Regions from separate parts of the Homo sapiens genome. Here region 2 is linked to region 1. A link is a contact called in ENCODE Hi-C or POLR2A ChIA-PET data. All regions are on one chromosome and are shown on one strand. Each heading gives the region's core, a stretch centred on a gene start or an enhancer-like site at or near the end of the contact. The rest is flanking DNA. Distances are from core to core; before and after follow the strand shown. Region 1 has its middle 28 kb from the start of INSIG1. Region 2 overlaps LOC105375592 (a long non-coding RNA gene).

What was found. A loop is a pair of places that touch in the nucleus more often than their neighbours do. ChIA-PET counts read pairs that join two places held with the same protein, here RNA polymerase II (POLR2A). Pooled maps may share reads with other maps.
Region 2: a loop to region 1 is called in a map of Right ventricle myocardium superior, with 4 times the contacts of the local background. The contact joins two enhancer-like sites. A Hi-C loop is called at or near these places in 1 of 168 maps with a recorded cell type or tissue (Right ventricle myocardium superior) and 2 of 50 pooled maps. POLR2A ChIA-PET finds 5 or more read pairs at or near these places in 3 of 52 experiments (BJ, H1 and WTC11).

The regions. Positions count from the first base shown.
Region 1 is chr7:155,268,452-155,271,802 of GRCh38, forward strand. No RefSeq gene overlaps it. Among named protein-coding and RNA genes, the nearest start is that of INSIG1, 28 kb to the right of the region's middle. RefSeq lists an enhancer at 1,530-2,030. Within about 2 kb of position 1,885, at least 2 of the 41 ENCODE cell types and tissues checked have a DNase peak (open chromatin) inside an H3K27ac peak, as active enhancers do.
Region 2 is chr7:155,327,064-155,330,414 of GRCh38, forward strand. All of the region lies in intron 2 of LOC105375592 (a long non-coding RNA gene), which reads right to left. Among named protein-coding and RNA genes, the nearest start is that of INSIG1-DT, 30 kb to the left of the region's middle. Within about 2 kb of position 1,693, at least 2 of the 41 ENCODE cell types and tissues checked have a DNase peak (open chromatin) inside an H3K27ac peak, as active enhancers do.

The sequences.
Region 1 (3,351 bases), core at 635-3,134:
GTAGGGGGCGGGGGGCGGCATCTGCAGGGGAGAGCACTGGGAGCACGTGGCCCTGCAGGTGTGACCAGGACCCAAAGAGCTCCTGGCATATAGCAACTGCTCAAACCATGTCTGCTCAGGAACAAGCGAGTGAATAACTGTCCAAATTCTTCATTTGAGAAATAAGGCACAGATATGGTTTAGCTGGGTCCCCACCCAAATCTCACCTTGAATTATAATAACCCCCACATGTCGAGGGTGGGGCCAGGTGGAGATAATTGAATCAAGGGGTTGGTTCCCCTCACACCATTCTCATGGTAGGGAATCAGTCTTATGGGATCTAATGGTTTTATAGAGGGGAGTTCCCCTGCACACGCTCTCTTGCTGCCACCATGTAAGATGTGACTTTGCTCCTCCTTTGCCTTCTGCCATGATTGCGAGGCCTCCCCAGACATGTCAATTAAACCTCTTTCCTTTATAAGTTACCCAGTCTTGGGTATGTCTTTATTAACATTGTGAGAACAGACTAATACAGGCACCTCGGCCAGAGGGGAAAAGGGCCTCTCCATAGTCACACAGCAAGGATAGCAGATCAAGACCCAGCCTGGTCTCCTGATGCCTCATCCCATGACATCTCCACCACCCCCTGCCCTGGCCTCTCATCTTTCTACCCAGGCTGAGATCACAGCTTCCACCAACAGGAACTGGGGCAGGAGCTGCAGTAGACACTGGAGCTGGCTCCATTGTGACCTCATTCATAACTTTCCTATGAAAGAAATCCAAACTTTACATCCAGAAGAGTTTCAACCCAAAGTGCTGGGTTTGCACTTAGCAGTGGAAGCCTGAATTGGATCCATTCTGTTTTCTGCTGGAAGAGGCTGATGTAAAATTATGTCTACTTTAGGTTTGATACAAAGGTGGGGTTAGAGAATGGGGAGGGAACTGTTGTTTTTCTTCTCACCCCTTTCCAAGTGGGCCCCTTTTTACAATGCGTATCGGTTTTGTGGTCTGTACGGTGCCAATGATAACAGAACCCACTTGGTTGCATTGTGCAGAGTGGAGCTAACATACACTGAGAATTTAGGGTTGTGCCTGGCACAGAGCAAGGCCCATATATGTGCTTGCAATGATAAATAGTAAGGAAGAATGAACCAAAGTGTTCACACGAGGAAGCTCTGACGAGAGAAAAATCCAAGCTAATGAAGACATGCAGTTAAATGAGAAGTTCAGGTCCTGAAACTGTCTCTGTTATGTCCATCAGGCAGGTTCTTAGCTGCAAGCAACAGAAACTGACTCCAGCAGATTTAAGCCAATATGAGACTAATTGAAAATCTCATATTGGGAGTAATTCACAGAACTGCTGGAGAACCCGGCTCAGACGTGAGTCAGAAACGAGGGAGAGGCCGAGCAGCAGCAGGACCAGGAGCCCAGCCAGGGGCCTGGGGGGCAGCAATACTGCAGCTCCAGGGCCAGCACAGGTCAGGACTGGACACGGGCCCAGTGCCACTGACCCACTGCTCCTGAAGAGGGGATGAAGCCACCTCCGAAGCCAAGGATGCTGGCCTTTTGCCTTGTGCCACCAGCTTCCACTTTAGAGCTGGCTGTGTGTGCTGTTGGCTGAGTCTGGGTCCTGCACCTGCACCCAGCAACCAGGGCAGCTGGGAGGTCTGTATATCCCCAAGATTCACCTTGCCAGGCCGGCAGGGGGGTCAGGGGCTGGGAGCTAAACATCCAGTGTCTGCCTCATTGTATGGTCTCAAGTAGGTCGCTTTTGTTTGGTTGGTTTTTTAAGGCAGAAGAAAACGCACTGAAGACACTCTAGACATTGTGCAATTTCATTTGGGGTTTGTTTTCTTTATTATTTTCCTTCCAAGCCCATGACAGTGCATTTGGAATGTGTTGTTTTTATGACGATGCACAAAACAGCGATGCATAGGTTGAAGTAAGGGATGAACTCTGCCCCATTGCTTCACGGACGATGCGTGCCGACAGCACACTCTCGGTCTCCTCCAAACATCTCCACGTGACGGCACCAGGAGTGAAGGGCAGGGCAGGGAAACAAAAGCAGAGGTCATTTTGCAGTAGGGGTGGCAGCAAATGCAAATGACCCGCGATCTGCAGGTGGGACCACTGGCACCCAAATGTGTCACATCTATAGAAATTAAACATAAGCCGAGCACAGTGACTCATACCTATAATCCCAGCACTTCGAGAGGCCGAGGTGGGTGGATCTTCTGAGGTCAGGAGTTCGAGACCAGCCTGGCCAACATGGTGAAACCCCATTTCTACTAAAAATACAAAAATTAGCTGGGCGTAGTGATGGGTGCCTGTCTTTTCAGCTACTCAGGAGGCTGAGGCAGGAGAATCGTTTGAATCCAGGAGGCGGAGGTTGCAGTGAGCCAAGATTGTGACATTGCACTCCAGCCTGGATGACAAGAGCACAACTCTGCCTCAACAATAAAAATAAAGAAATTAAACATAATGTCGAGTGTCACCAGGTACAGTCCCACATAAACAGCCACTATTTTCCACTCATCATTCAGGTGAGAAAAACTTTTCTCTTGTCATTGCAAAACATCCGTTCTGACAAACCCAGAAGAAACTTCTTGAATTGTAGCAACTTAATGTATTTCTCAACCACAAAAAAAGAGTTCCACCTGCACGATTTGGTGTAAATGTAAATAATGCCAGAAAAACACAGGGTGACAAGGAACAGAGGAAGCCACAATTTCTTATCAGTTTCTTCCACTGATAGGCCTGACTTTTGATCTCATTGATTATCAACCCCAATACACACATGGAGAATAATGTATCAGTAGAGTTTTTATAGCAACAGAATTGGCCTTCAATGATCATCATAGAAGAGAGCAATTATAGAAATAATTTTAAGGTAATTTCATGATATTTATTTTTTCAGCAAAGTATGTAAGTGTCCTTATCCCTCAATGGATTATGGATGTACTTACAGTGTCAGAAATCAAAAGGACAAAATAAAACAAATGTCACACTGGGTCAAAACCATCATTCTGTCTTTGATGGGAGTCCCAGGGGATATTTCTTAGAAGAATATGATGTCATTACGGAGGCTAAGGCTGCACTCCAGATATTCAGTTTTCTATCAGATATGGATTTATTTAAAACTTTCTTGAATGAACTTATTTTTCTTACTTTACGTAACAAGGTCAAAAAGGTAAACCTCTCAGTGTAAAGAGGTGTAAAACCTTTTTCAAGAGTGAATACATTCCTGTCTTAAAGAAAAAATGAATTAACAATCGATCCCACTCTCAAAGGAAATGATAAAGCTATACTTCATTCAAATGGAAAAGTTGGCCAGGTGTCGCGGCTCCCACACGTAATCCCAGCACTTCTGGG
Region 2 (3,351 bases), core at 443-2,942, 58 kb after region 1:
CAGGCACCCTCGAGACCTCAGGGAGCCCCAAGACAGCAGGCACCAAGACAGCAGGGGCCCCCAAGACAGCAGGCACCCACAAGACTGCAGGGAACCCCAGGAAAGCAGGCACACTGGCCACCAGAATGCCAGGCCTGCAACACCACAGAGAAGGTGGAAAGCATGCACATTCAGTGTTTCTAAAAGGATGTTCTTACGGCCATGAGTCCTTGCTATTTCTGGAGTCTTTATCACACAGATTTATATAGCTACAAAATTAAGTATATTATCTCTGAGCTACTGCATAGAGTAATGGTATGAGATTCCTTCCTCCCTCCTCCACCTGGACAGAAAGCTGAAAGTTGGCCCAGGTCACCTCAAGTCAGGGGCGACTTCAGGACTCATGTGCCAGGACAGACATCTCACCGTGGTGGGAGCCAGTGATGGGGACTCCTGAAGACTGGTAATGATAACAAAGACACTCTGTACCACCGAAGGGAGTTAACTGGGAGATACCCCAGTGCCCCCCTCTCTCCCCCAACCCTGACCCTGTCCCGGCCCTGACCCTGCCCTTACCACACCAGCTGCACCAGCCCCACCCATGATCCCAACCTCCACCCCCACCTCTGACCTCCGACCAGACCCAGACCTGAAACCCCCTCCCAGTCCCATGCCCAAATCACACCCTCCCAACCTGCACCCTAACCACAGCCAGGCACCTGGGCTCCCTGTGCACAGCCTGGCCATGGGCACGGCCCCACCCCCAAACACCTCCTAGCCCTGCCTACCAGCCCCGCCCTAAATACACCTCCTAGCCACTCTCACAGCCCTGAGCCCCATCCCAACCACACCAAGCCCCGTTTTGCAGTCCCTCCCCCTACAGGATCCCTAAGCATGCCTCCCATGCCAGCCCCAGCCCTCCCTCTCCAAGGCCTTGGGTGCACGGTCCACAGGCCACCATCCTCTGTCCTGGGTGGGATGGGTCCAAGCGTCATGCGGAGGATCACTGGGCACTCCGCCGCTGAGCCTCCCCAGGTCCCTTCCCAGAGACGGGGTGGGCACTGCTGATTGGCTTAGGCCAAGCAGACCCCTGCTCAGACCACCCCGGGTGTGTGTCCAGACTGGAGGCATGTGCCTAGACTAGGGGAGCAGGGTCTCTCAGGCACCTCTGCTACCTGAAAGGTGTGTGGCCCTCAGCCAGGTGAGCAGCCACAGCATTGTACCATCTGACACGGGCTCCCAAGGCTGTCTAGTGTGTCTGTTGCCTGAATCCAGAGTTACCTTTTTCCAGTGTTCTTGCCCTTGGTTGGTTTATCATCTAAAGTATTCTAATCTCACTTCCATCGGGAAAGTAACTTTTCAAATTGTCCCAACTTTCAAAATAGCTGTTAAGGATTATTATCGTGATTACGAATAAGAAATTTGCTTTTTAAAGAATTGATTCACTGTGTGTGGTGGCTCTCCCTCTCCCCAAAGACACCCACATCCTCATCTCTCCCTCCCCAAAGACACCCACATCCTCATCTCTCCCTCTCCCCAAAGACACCCACATCCTCATCTCTCCCTCCCCAAAGACACCCACATCCTCATCTCTCCCTCCCCAAAGACATTCACATCCTCATCTCTCCCCTCCCCCCAGAGACACCCACATCCTCATCTCTCCCTCCCCAAAGACACCCACATCCTCATCTCTCCCTCTCCCCAAAGACACCCACATCCTCATCTCTCCCTCCCCCCAGAGACAACCACATCCTCATCTCTCCCTCTCCCCAAAGACACACACATCCTCATCTCTCCCTCCCCAAAGACACCCACATCCTCATCTCTCCCTCTCCCCAAAGACACCCACATCCTCATCTCTCCCTCCCCAAAGACACCCACATCCTCATCTCTCCCTCTCCCCAAAGACACCTACATCCTCATCTCTCCCTCCTCCCAGAGACACCCACATCATCTCTCCCTCCACAAAGACACTCACAGCCTCATCTTTCCCTCCCCAAAGACACCCACATCCTCATCTCTCCCTCCCCAAAGACACCCACATTCTCATCTCTCCCTCCCCAAAGACACTCACATCCTGATCTCTCCCTCCCCAAAGACACCCACATCCTCATCTCTCCCTCTCCCCAAAGACACTCACATCCTCATCTCTCCCTCCCCAAAGACACGAAAAACTCATCTCTCCCTCTCCCCAAAGACACTCACATGGTCATCTCTCCCTCCCCAAGACACTCACATCCCCATCTTCTCCTCTCCCCAAAGAAACCACAGCCTCATCTCTCCCTCTCCCCAAAGACACCCACATCCTCAACTCTCACTCCCCAAAGACACCCACATCCTCATCTCTCCCCCCCCCCAGACGCCCACATCCTCATCTCTCCCTCCCCCCAAAGACACCCACATCCTCATCTCTCCCTCTCCCCAAAGAAAATCGCATCCTCATCTCTCCCTCGACAAAGACGCCCAAATCCTCATCTCTCCCTCTCCGCAAAGACACTCACATCCTCATCTCTCTCTCTCCCCAAAGACACTCACATCCTCATCTCTCCCTCCCCAAAGACACCCACATCCTCATCTCTCCCTCTCCCCAAAGACACTCACATCCTCATCTCTCCCTCCCCAAAGACACCCACATCCTCATCTCTCCCTCCACCCAAAGACACTCACATCCTCATCTCTCCCTCCCCAAAGACACCCACATCCTCATCTCTCCCTCTCCCCAAAGACACTCACATCCTCATCTCTCCCTCCCCAAAGACACCCACATCCTCATCTCTCCCTCTCCCCAAAGACACTCACATCCTCATCTCTCCCTCCCCAAAGACACCCACATCCTCATCTCTCCCTCTCCCCAAAGACACCCACATCCTCTTCTCTCCCTCCCCAAAGACACACACATCCTCATCTCTCCCTCCCCAAAGACACCCACATTCTCATCTTTCCCTCTCCTCAAAGACACCCACATCCTCATCTCTGGAACCTGTGAGTATTGCCTTATGTGGTAAATAGGGGCTTTGCAGACTATGATTAAATGAAGGATCTTCAGGTGGCGGGGTGGGTATCTAGGTGGGCCTTAAATGCAATCACATGGGTCTTTCTAAGAGGGAGGCAGAGGGAAATTTGACAGAGATCCACTCAGAGAAGAAGGCCATGAGAAGATGGGGCAGAGAGAGATGTGAAGATCCAGGCCTTGAACACTGGAGCTATGCGGCCACAAGCCCAGCAATGGCAGCAGCTCCCAGAAGCAGAAGAGACAGCGAACAGATTCTCTCCTGGAGTCTCCCAAGGGAGCACGGCCCTGCTGACGCCTCCAATTCTACCCTGGATATGCTTTCAACTTCCAGCCTCTAGACTAAGAGAAGAACTTCTGTT